Regions from separate parts of the Mus musculus genome. Here region 1 is linked to region 2. A link is a contact called in ENCODE Hi-C or POLR2A ChIA-PET data. All regions are on one chromosome and are shown on one strand. The core of a region is the stretch at or near the end of the contact, and the rest is flanking DNA. Distances in the headings are between cores, read along the strand shown.

Region 1 (5,868 bases), core at 2,100-4,599, 300 kb before region 2:
TGGAGAGATGAAGTAGCTTGAGGAAAACTGGGACAGAAGTCCACATGGAGCTGTGTATGGAGGTTGGGGTCCAGGAAGTGCTGGCGATGAGAATAGGTGGAAGGTGTCCTTGGGTTTTGGTTGAATTGCTTGGGATGAGTTTCAGAGGGAAGGGCCCAGCTGGTAGGTTGGAGTGTGGGCCAAGAAGGAGGTGAAACTCAGGGTGGACTGGGACTGAGGATGAGGCTGAGCTTCTCAGAAGGCCAGGGTCGGGTTGGCCTTGAGACAGTCAGGGAGGGGAATGAGACTTGAGGCCAAGTTGGGTGTTGAGATTTGTGAAGAGGCTGAGGAGAGTAAGGTATTCAGGATGAGGTGGGGTGGACCAGGTGTCAGGGAGGAGGACTTGGGGTTTTGATTTGCTGGCAATGACATGAGGGCTAAGAGAGTGAGGCTCTTTTTATGGCCAGAGGCATCATGATGGCTGGAGATTTGTAAGGAGCTGGGGCTGAGGGTGAAGATGGAGGTGGGATAGGTTGAGTATAGGGGGATGGGGCTAGCCTTTGTGATGGGCGCCCATGGGAAGCACCATAGTAACATACCGGTCAAGAGGCTGCAGATGAAGAGAGAGAAGTCCATTAAGGGCAGGTTAGTGCTAGGGAAGAAGATAGTGCTGATGAGACCCATGAATACACAGAAACTCATGACACCGGAGATGAGGATGCAGGCCCAGGCTATGTCCAGCAAATCTGGGAAAAAAAGGAGAATCAACAACACCAGGTCTGTGCTGGAGAGATGGCTTAGCAGTTAAGTGTGCTTGCTGCTCTTCTGGAGGACTGAGTTCAGTTTCCAGCACGTACACTGGTGGCTTACGATCACCTCTAACTCTAGTTTCAGGGAATATGATGCTTTCTTTGGCTTCTGTGAGAACCTGCACCTAATGTACATAACACACACACACACACACACACACACACACACACACACACACACACATACACACACACACAAATACAAAAATTAAAATAGGTGGTCATGGTGGTGCATGCCTCTAACCCCAGCTGTTGGGAAGCAGAAGAAGATAGAGCTCTGTGAGTTTGAGGCCAGCTTGGCCTACATAGTGACAGCTTGTCTCTAATAAGTACATTAAAAATTAAGATGAAAAGGTGGGGAAGTGCCTGACATCAACCTCTGTTACAACCTCCACCTGTGTAACATGCAGAGACACAGACAAATACAGGCACAGACAGACACACACAGAGACACACACAGGAACACACGTACTATTAGAGACCATAGTAGGGCATCAGATTGCCTAGAACTGGAGTTACAGGTGGCTCTAAGCCTTATAAACCACCCAGGATTGAATTAAGAGCCAGGAAAATGAAACCTTTGCTTTGCAGATGCTGATTCACTGAAAGTGAAATAAACCCTTCCCTCCCCAAGTTGCTTTAGGTCATAGTGTTTTATCATAGTAATTGAATCCCCTACTAAGATCATTCCTGAAAAACAAAACCTGAGGCTGTCTTCTGGCCTCCACACACACAAGGACACACAGATGCATTAGCATCTGCATACTTATGCATGCACGCACAAACCCAGCATTGAGCTGCTCTAAAAAAAAAAAAATTGGGTATTGCATGCATCAGATCTGGCATGTGAGGTACACTTTTTGGTTAGTGACATCAGGCTCTTGGTCATGAAGACATTGTGTGGGTATCAGAGTAACCTCAGGGGAGAACTGTTCTTGACGTTCTCTGGGACAAGGAGGAGACTTGGGTCTCTGGAGGGATGAGGATGGGGCCAGCCTTACATGCATTCTTATCGTATTCATTCATGCAGGAGATGTCAGGGCACCGCATGAAGAAGATGGTGTCAATGGAGATGGTTTGGGGGCCAGCGGGGTCGCCTGGGGGTCCTAGAGGCACTCGGAAGTGGATCCAGGGTTTCCACAAGGCGATGAGGCTGAGCATCACCATGCCGGCCACAGTCAGCACCAGGCTAAGGTGCCTGCTGATCTTCTTGGCTTCGAGCAACAGCCTCCAGCCTATGGGAAGCAGTGTCCAGCATTTGCTCTGAGCCCTGTGACAGATCATGTGACTGGCGTCAGTCAGCAGGAAGTCCATCTACCCTATCTAGTCACCCCACAATCCTTCAAATCCCACCTGAGAAGCCAGACTTGGTGGCACAGGCCTTTAGACAGCACAGACGACAGAAGCAGGAGGATCTCTGAGCTCAAGGCTAGCTTGGTCTATGTAGAGAGACCCCGAGACCCCATCTCAACAAAAACAAAAACGCGTATCTTTTATGTTCACCCAGGGATTCCTCTACCCATCGCTACACCCCCAGTTTCAAGTGCAGTTGTAGAGCTCCAGGCTTGAATATGGCCCCCCTCCCACCCCACATCCTTCCTGTACTTACCTACTAGAGTTCATTATAGTAGAAATGTTGGACAGTTTTGAGGTGCTGCCTAGCATACTGTGATTAGACAAAGAGTCATCTGAGAACTCTTTCAAGCTGTCCTTGGAGTCCCAGACAAAGGACTCGAAACTTCTGATGCTGGCCTGTGGGCTCTGGGTTATGGACGGGGGGACATCCACACTGGGCCGCATTTGTTTTTTGTTGGGGCTATATGACTGGGGTATGGAGGGGTGGCTTTCAGTTTCCATTTGTGAGCTGCGAATTTCTGACTGGGCACTGGACAGGGTATGAGCGCTTAGGATGCTGAGCCGGCGATTATGGTTAAGGGAAGCAGACTCTCTGGAACTGAGCCATCGATTGTAGGCCACAGACTGTATGTCCTGTACATTGGACTGGGAACCCTGAAGAAGGGTCTCTTGAGTACTTAACCTTCGAGGGAGAATGGTGGATGGGGATGAACTCAGTGTACTAACCCTGCGAGGGAGAAAGACAGATGCTGGTGGTTCCTGGATGCTAACCCTTCGGGGCATAGGTGTGGACGTTGACGGTTCCACATTGCTTAATTTGCGAATGTGGATGATAGGCAAAGGAGTTTGCGTGTTAGTCTTCTGACCTTGGGTGGCATCTAGGAGGCTCAAGGTCACTTTCAGAGAGTCTTGCATTTCATTTTGCCTGCTGCTGGGAGCTGCTGTCTCTTTGCTCTGGAGGTCAGAGGAGTTCTGGTCCATGTTGAAGAGCAGGATGGGGCTAGTCTCTGAATGTACTCAGTTTACATTAGCCTCTGCTTCCAGGCACTCCCAATGGCTTCCTGGATTAACCTGTCAGTCTGGCTCTAAGGCTATGTGTCCCTCTATCTGTGGCTCCAGCTTTCTGTCTCTCTGTCCCCAGACAGCACTCAGGGATTTGGGCTAGGTAGCAGTTGGGGGTGGGGTGTGTTCTATGACAGTTGGAGGGGTTCCAAGAGGCTGCGGTTGGCCATGGCCTCAGACACCACCGTAAGCCTTCGTGAGTGACCCTGCTGTTAGGGCTGGGCTAGTGGGGACTGGATGGAGTATGGATTGGGTAGGACAAGGTGACACTGGGTTAATGAAGGTCTGAGCTAGGCCTGGCTAGATCAGGGTGAGGCAGGACAGAGAGTCTGGAAGGCTTGAGATCTGAACTCATAATTCCTTTTACCCACACACGTCTTCCCGTCAATTCCCAGGGCTGCTCTGAACCATTTCTATCTTTTGTACCCATATTTGCCTCCGTGCCTCTCTCTGCTTATTTTCTTTCTCATCTGTTTCTCTTCCTTTCCCTTCCCTGAAGCCTCACACAAGACTAGATCTGCTTCTTGCTTTTGAAGACTTCCAGTCTGGGGTTGGTGGGGGGAGGAGAAGGACCCAGCCACAATTTGGTAAGGACTAAGGCAGACAGGCAGACTTCCCAAACAGGAGGGAGTTTCAAAACCCCTTTCCCAAGGAGGGTATGATAATACATGTCTGCAGTCCCAGCACTCAAAGGCAGGAGGATTACACTGAGTTTGAGCCCATTCTGAAAGTTTGAAAGAGGCTGTTTCAAAATAATAACAAAAACAATGGAAAACATTCTGTTCTTTCCCCAAATTTTCATTTGATGAACACTAGAGGATTACTCACAAATTTTATATGTTTTTATATAAATACCTGCATTGTTAGATTTTTATTTATTTTTTACATTCACTTGTTTTAAGATTTAGTTATTTATATTTTCATTTTATGTATATTGGTGTTTTGCTTGCATGCATGTTTGTGTGAGAGTGTCAGATCCAAGCCGGGGCTGTGGTGGTGCACACCTTTAATCCCAGCACTTGGGAGGCAGAGGCAGGCGGATCTCTGAGTTCGAGGCCAGCCAGGTCTACAGAGTGAGCTCCAGGACAGCCAGGGCTACACAGAGAAACCCTGTCTTGAAAAACCAAAAAGAAAAAAAAAAGAAAGTGTCAGATCCTCTGGAACTAGAGTTGCAGACAGTTATGATCTGGGAATTGAGCCCAGGTCCTCTAGAAGAGCATCCAGTGCTCTCAACTGCTGAGTCCCCTCTCCAGCCTCCATTTATATTTCCTTGTGTGATGTGTGAGTGCTTATGTGTCTGTATGTGCACTATGTGCTTGTAGAGGCCAGAAGAGAGTGTCAGGGTCTCTGGATCTGGACTGCTAGGTAGTGAGTGCTGAGAGCGGAACCCTGACCCTTTGCAAGATCCATCCCTGCTCTTAACTCTGAGCATACTCTCCAGCTCCTACATTTGTGTGTGTGTGTGTGTGTGTGTTGGTGGTTGAGAACCACAGGGAATGTGTGGAAGTCAAAGGATAAATTATGAGAGTCGGATTTTCTTCCACCATGTGGGTTTGTAGGGACTCTGAGGTCATTAGCCTTGGTGGTAAAGCTTCCACCTGTTAAGCCCTATCTTGTTAGCCTCTAATTAATTAAGCAATTAATTAACTAATTAATTGTCTTTCTATCTAGCCCTGGCTATGCCTAATATCACTATGTAGCTCAAGTTGGCCTCAAATTCAAGACAATCCACCTGCATCAGTTTCTCAAGTGCTGAGATCATGAGTAGGTGCCACCACAGCAAGCTTGGTCAGATTTCAGTGATTGTGTAATATCGAGAATCCTAGTGTTAAATCTTTTGTTTGCTTGCTGTTGGGAGACAGGGTTTCTCTAAATAGCCCTGGTTGGCCTGGAACTCACTCTGTGGACCAGGCTGGTTTCGAAATTACAGAGATCTCTCTGTCTCTGCCTCTAGAGTGCTAGGATTAAAGGTGTGCATCACTACTCCTGGCCTTAGTAAATGTTAATTTTTATTTTAAAGGCCAAAGGGGATTTTAAAGATGTGCCTGATTATATGATGCATTCTAGTTTAGAAGGTGCAAAAACTGCATCACAGAGCAAGGTGTGGTAGTGCCTGACACTCAGGAGGCAGAGGCAGGCGGAACACTTTGAGTTCAAGGCCAGCCTGATATACATAGTGAATTCTGTCTACACACTAAAATCTAAGAGCAAGCTATATTATAAAATGGAGTGGAATGTGATATATCCCATTGTTGAGATATTTGTGTGACTACTAATAATTTGCTTAATTTCAAAATGAAGCAACAGCGGCTTAAATTGTAAACACTTGCTGGACTAGATGGCACACCCCTGTAATAATAAGACTCAATGTGCTAAGGCAGGAGGGTCACCAGAGTGTTGAAGTCAGTCTGGTCTGCATAGTAAGTTCCGGGCCAATACTGAAGTCCTATCTAAGGGGAAAAAAGGCAGCAAAAGCCAAGTCAGTGCAATGACTCAGCTGGAAAAGGCACTTGCAGTCAAACCTGAGGGCCTGAGTTCATTTGATGACGATTGGAATCCACATGGTGGGAAGACAGAACTGACTCGCTAGGTCTGACTGCTAAATGAGTTCTAAGGCACTTATGATCCCCCTTCCTGACTACAAAAACATACAAACAAACAA
Region 2 (5,867 bases), core at 507-3,006:
GTAGCCTCCACCTGTGTCCTCTCCTGCCTTCCATCTCCTGTAGCCTCCACCTGTGTCCTCTCCTGCCTTCCATCTCCTGTAGCCTCCACCTGTGTCCTCTCCTGCCTTCCGTCTCCTGTAGCCTCCACCTGTGTCCTCTCCTGCCTTCCATCTCCTGTAGCCTCCACCTGTGTCCTCTCCTGCCTTCCATCTCCTGTAGCCTCCACCTGTGTCCTCTCCTGCCTTCCATCTCCTGTAGCCTCCACCTGTGTCCTCTCCTGCTCCCTATCCCTGGAGGGGCCTCTGTTCCTTTTGGCATTGGCAGACCCCAGCATTATTCAATAGCCACCTGGGTCTCTCTCTCTCTCATCCCCGTGGCCCTGGGTCAGGACTCTATCCAGCCTCTCATGGGGACAGACTCCTGGGTCCCCTTTAGTCTAGCACTCCTGTACACAAAGCCCTAGAGAGCTTACCTCCCTCCTTCCCTTCCTTCTTTCTTTCCTCTCTCCTTCCTCTTGGGTACAGGGGTCAGGGTAGGGTGCTGACCTAAGCAGCTGGATAACTGCACTGAGCCATACCCCTCCTCCCTTATTTGATGGAGTCTAGAAATGCCCTCTACCACCAAGCTACATCCCCAGCCCTCTTTTTGCTATTCACTGTGAGACAGAATCTCACTAAGTTACCCAGGCTAGCCTTGAACTCTCCACCTTCATGCCTTAGTCTCTCAGGTGTCGGATGACAGGCTTTCACTACCACATCTGGCTTCTACAGCAGAGCTGAGGACTCCTTTCTCCTGCTCACAGCTTCCCATGGACCTCTAATAGTTCTTAAATAAAGTCCCATATGCTCAGCAGTACTTAGAAAGGCTGAAATGCCTCCTCCCCTTCCAGCCTGCCCAGCTGGGTCTCTGTGACCTTGCCCTAGGCGTAGCCAGTGCTGGAATTCGGCCTGCAGTTTTACACCCAGACATTGCTCAGCTTGTCCCTTGTCTTGACCTTCTCTGACCCCCTCCCTCCCCAGACTCTCTGTGGTATCTCCTAATCAGACTGAGAACTCCTAAGCAGACCCCACCGGACTGACCCTGGATTCCCAGGTGTTAGAGTTAAACACCCAGTGTTAGGGTCTGGTCCACGGAGAAACCTCAGGAAATTTGGGGGAGTGAATTCTAGTCCTTCTCATCTTGCTATTCTCTCTTCCACCTCAGTCTGAAAGACCTGGGAAGCCTTGGAAGAGCAAGACATGGCAATCCAGAGGCAATGTCATTAAGATTCCATGGCCCCTGTCCTGCCCCTGCATGGTAGCAGTGACCTGGCTGTTCACCACTCCTTATCCTCAAGGAGGATGGAGTCAGGTCAGACCCTCCTGTCCCCAGCTCTGGCCAGCTTGAAACCTGGCACTGGGGACACTTTAGGGAGGTTGTTCTGAACTGACTTGACCAGTGATAAGTGCTGGCCATGTTCTTGGCTCTGTAACAAGTGTTTTCAGGGATGTCCTCCTGGTTCACCCTATTCCCTCCCCCCGCCCCCCTCAGCCTAGGCTCTTTCTAGAAGCTTCGAGACATTTTCTTGGTTCAAATTCAACTTGAAGCAACAGGAAAAGGACACAGAAGACCCAAATCCCTTGACAACTGGTCATTCAGGGTAGTATTTGCCTCCTGGACACCAACACATCTGCAGGGTCCCCCTCTCCAATCTCACCCACTTTCCCAAGTTCTCTCTCAAAGATCTCACCCCCTCCGGGTCCTCCAGTGACATCGGGGCAGCTGGGATGCCGGAAGGGGAGCAGACACTGAAAGCCTGCTTTTATAAGCTCCTAGCCCAGCCTGGGTCTCGGGGTGGGGCTGGGTAGAGTGGAGAGAGAGGCAGTGGAGGGCCAGGTTTACAGGCTGGACGCCATGGTGACTGGTGGGATGGGAGACGAGGTTCCTATAATGAGCGTTTATTAGTCTGAAGCCGTTGTCTGAGTCTGCAAGGAGAAATTCCACCCAGGGGCAGTTCCCTCGGAGGGAGGGGACAGGAGGGCAAGAGCAGAAGCTGGGATGGCAGTGCAGTGCAGAGACAGAAATTCTGGGTAGCACTGGAAGCTGATTTTTAAGGTCATGCTTCTTGGACCCCAGAGAGACTTTTAGAGCTTTGGTCTTTTTGTTGTTTTGAGACAGGCTCTTGCGTAAGTGGTTCAGGCTAATCTGACTTTAGACTTGAGATCCTTCTGCCTCAGCCTCCCAAAGGCTGGGATGACAGGTGTGGGCCACCATACCATCTTGAATCTGGACTTATGTTAGCATATGGACTGGGAAGGTCTCGGATCTGGTTGTCATGACCTGAAGTCTAGAGTGTGAGTTTAAATCTTTCTGTTTTGTTTTGTCTTGTTTTCGAGACAGGGTTTCTCTGTGTAGCCCTGGCTACCCTAGAATTCACTCTGTAGACCAGGCTGGCCTCAGACTCAGAGATCTGCCTGCCTCTGCCTCCCAAGAGTGGGGATCAAAGGTGTGAACCACCACCGCCTGGTTAATTAATTTTAGATTTATTCATCAAAATATATTAAATTTTCACACACACGCACATGTGCATGCATAAGCCAGATATCAACTCTGGGTGTCTCCCAGAAATGACTTAGGGAGTTTTGAAAAATTTTTCTAATTTTTTATGTGTATGCTTACATGTGTGGGCTTGTGTGCAGGTGCTCCTGGAGGCAGAGGCATCGAATGCCGCAGGAACCAGAGTTACAGAAGTTTGGTTGTGCTGCTTGCTACCTGACATGGGTGTTGGGAACGAGACTTAGGTTCCCTGGAAGAGCAACCTGTATTCTTAATGCTGAGCCATCTCTCCAGCCCCTCTACCGTGTCTTTTGAGCAGAGTCTCTCAGTGAGACTTGGAGCTTCCTGATAGACCCAGGCTAACTGGTCACCCAGCTCCAGAGACCCACCTGTCCCCATCTTCCCAGTGCTGGATGACAAGCTCTCGTTGGTTTTCTGTGTAGGTCCTGAGTATTGAACTCAGGTCCTCAGGCTTGCATGCCAAGTACTTTGTTAACTGAACCATGTTGTGATAGAGAGTTTACTTTTGAAATCTGAGGTTCAATGCCTGAAGTAATCCACAGCCTGGGCTCAGAACTGTGAATAGCTTTTGAGATCTCAGGCTTGTATTTTGCATTTTTTTCCTTCTTCTGATGTCATTTCCATGTCTTCTTCTTCTTCCTCCCCCTCCTCCCTCCCCTCCCTCTTTCTCTCCTCCCCGCCTCTTGATTCCATCATAGCATCACAGAAAACAGATATGATGGTGCAAGTCTGCAATTCTAGCCCTTGAGGGAGTGAGGCAGGATGATCAGGAGTTCATAATATGCTTGCCTACACAAGTGAGTTTGAGGCTAGCTTGGGATACTGATTGCTTCAAATAACAACAGCAAAACAAAATAAAACAAAGCACACCCCCAAAAAACCCAAAACCCCAAAGAACAAATCCTGTATGATCCAGGCCCAGTATCACAAGCCTGTATACTGTAATGCCAGCACTTAGGAAGTAGGGACGGGAAGGAATGGAAGGTTTGGGGCCAGCCTGGGCTGTTCAGCCTGAGGAATGGTGAAATACTATCTTAACAGACAGACAAAAGAGTCTGGACTCAAGACAGCTTGGCTTCTGACTCTGGATCTCTGCAGTATTGGCTGTGCAGCATCTCAGCATGCACTGAACAACTAGGTTACGGGGTCTTAGTTTTTTGGATTCTGAGGTGGTCCTGAGATCTGGAACTTGGCCTCTAGGCTCTGTATTGGGACCAGGAGTCATCACAGAGATGACCCAAGGCTTCTGGTATTTGTGGCTGGCTCCTGGTGTCTCAGAACCCCCAGAGGGCCTTGAGCAATTGCCTAGAACCTCGATAATGAGAAGGTCCCTCGAGCAGGAGGGACTGAGCTGAGGTCACAAAGCCAAGCATGACACCAGTTACAAGCTCTGTCCCTCCCTAGGTCTGGGAAGCTGTTGACGTTCTGGGACAAACCTGAACAGCTGGCTCAATTCCCCCTGGAGATGCAGGACACACACATCTTTAGAACATTGACTTTCAGATTTTAGGATGTTTTGTCTGTGTCCACAGAAACCCGGGAACTCAAGGTGTAGAACTGTCTGGAATCACAGGTCTCCAGGCACTCTGGAGCTTCAGATCACCCAACCCCCACCCCCATTTCCGGTCTCCATCCTAGACCTACAGACACTGTGGACCCCCAAGGCTAAGCCGTTCTAGAAGTCTCTCAAGTCCACTTGTCTCCTTGCCACGTTCCGCGTTGCCTAGCTTCACGCTGAGATGAGCTTCAGCCGGGCCATTTTTCTGTGGGACTCAGGCTGCTGCCCGATGCTGTCTGTCCTCAGATTACTGTGTCCTCTTGTGTGATGGTTCCTGGGCTTCATCCTTTAATCCAGCAAAATTGAAGCTCAGATTGGGAGTGGCCAAAGCTATGCAGAAGGCCAAGGAGAGGGGGGTCTAGAGTTCCTCTCCCCAGCTTCCAGCCAGCTCCTCGGAACACCCTGTGGCCAGGGGAAGGGGGTGCTAACTGGGGTTATACTGAGGGCTCCGGGTGGGTCTGGGGAAGGAGCTGGAACTAAACTTTCCAGTATGACACATGTTACTGTGAGCCGCCCAGGCTCCAAGCCTCTAAGACACACAAAAGGACAACCTAGGATCTCTCACACCCTGCCAAGTACTGTCTGGGGTGTGGGCTTTGGGAGTATCTGTCCTGCCCCCTAGCGGTGACTTCATCTGCATGTCCTCCTGCCAGCCCCAGGCTGGTTGCAACTCTCCTCTTGGGTATCATGGCAGACCCAGAAGTCTTTGAGCCTCCACCAAGCCTGCGTGTGTTGTTCTTCCTCCTCCCCTGCTCCCCCTCTGCAGTCTCCCCTGCCTCCTCTTCCTCCTTTTCTCCTTTCCACCCCACCTCCTCCATCTCCCAGTTTTCTTTATATTTCTCCTTTCCTGCCTCCATCTTCCTCCTCTCTACCCTTCCCCTTGTCTTCCTCTGCCTGCTCCTCTTCTCCCCCTTCCATTTGCCCCCTCTTTCCTCCTCTTCTTGTTCTTTCTTTCCCTTTAACCTCTCGAGAAGTCTTTCCTCGATCAGCTCCCATGGCTCACGTATGTAAAGCTCAGGCCGCCCTTCAAACACTAACGTTTAGCCTTCGGCAGCCACCTGCTTCCTGGTTCTCCCTTCCCTGATGTCTCCAGGAGCCTGGCTCATTTCTCCCGCTGAAACTCTCTTCTAGCTTGCCCAGCATCTACCCTCTGTCCTCGCCGTTACTTAGTCTGGAGCCTGGAGTGAGCCTACTAACATATCAACCTGCTGGTTGTCAGGTTCTCCTGGTACCTCTCAGTTCGGGCCTGCTACAGGATCCTCAAAGCTGGGGTACCCTGCTCTTTCCCCAACTGTTATTCCCTAAACAATATCAGCCATTCTGGCTACCCATTTTGGCCCACTTGGCCTTTTGGTCTCTTGGCTTCTTGGCTCCTGGCTCCCCCCACGTGACCCGGCTCAGTCTGCCCTCTCTGGACCCTTGGGTTCTCCCTCGTGCCTACAATAAGCCTTCTCCTCACCACACCTCGGAACAGTCATGTCGTCCTTCTATTTCTGTTCTTCATTCACTAACCTCTTCCCTCTTGCGGTTCACCCACCCCAGCCGTTTCCTGCTCGCCTCTCCAGGTCCTCACATTTCTGCCCTCTCCTCTGGCTTCAGCTCACATTCTAATCTTTACTGCTCTGTCACCTCACCCTCCTCCCTGTCTTCTCACCTGCAGTCTGCCCACTCCGTCCACCACCACTTGGTCTCCACAGCGTCCCAGGCTCACAGCCCTTCTGTGATGTTTCTATCATTCTTGAACAAGGGCCCTGTCTTAGTCTGGAGGTGCAG

What was found. A loop is a pair of places that touch in the nucleus more often than their neighbours do. ChIA-PET counts read pairs that join two places held with the same protein, here RNA polymerase II (POLR2A).
Region 1: a map of mouse embryonic stem cell shows a loop between it and region 2 (2.1-fold over the local background). The contact joins the promoter of 1700028J19Rik here to the promoter of Klk15 in region 2. A Hi-C loop is called at or near these places in 2 of 37 maps with a recorded cell type or tissue (CH12.LX and mouse embryonic stem cell). POLR2A ChIA-PET finds 5 or more read pairs at or near these places in 2 of 5 experiments (both embryonic stem cell).

Annotation. Positions count from the first base shown.
Region 1 is chr7:44,233,603-44,239,470 of GRCm38, reverse strand. 1700028J19Rik (RIKEN cDNA 1700028J19 gene) reads left to right here and starts at 3,349. Exons shown (of 5, transcript NR_029436.1): 1 at 3,349-3,402. It overlaps Gm36864 (predicted gene, 36864), which reads right to left and starts at 3,302. Exons shown (of 5, transcript NM_001378657.1): 1 at 2,398-3,302; 2 at 1,790-2,058; 3 at 579-725. The coding sequence starts at 3,125.
Region 2 is chr7:43,927,564-43,933,430 of GRCm38, reverse strand. It overlaps Klk15 (kallikrein related-peptidase 15), which reads right to left and starts at 1,756. Exons shown (of 6, transcript NM_174865.2): 1 at 1,710-1,756.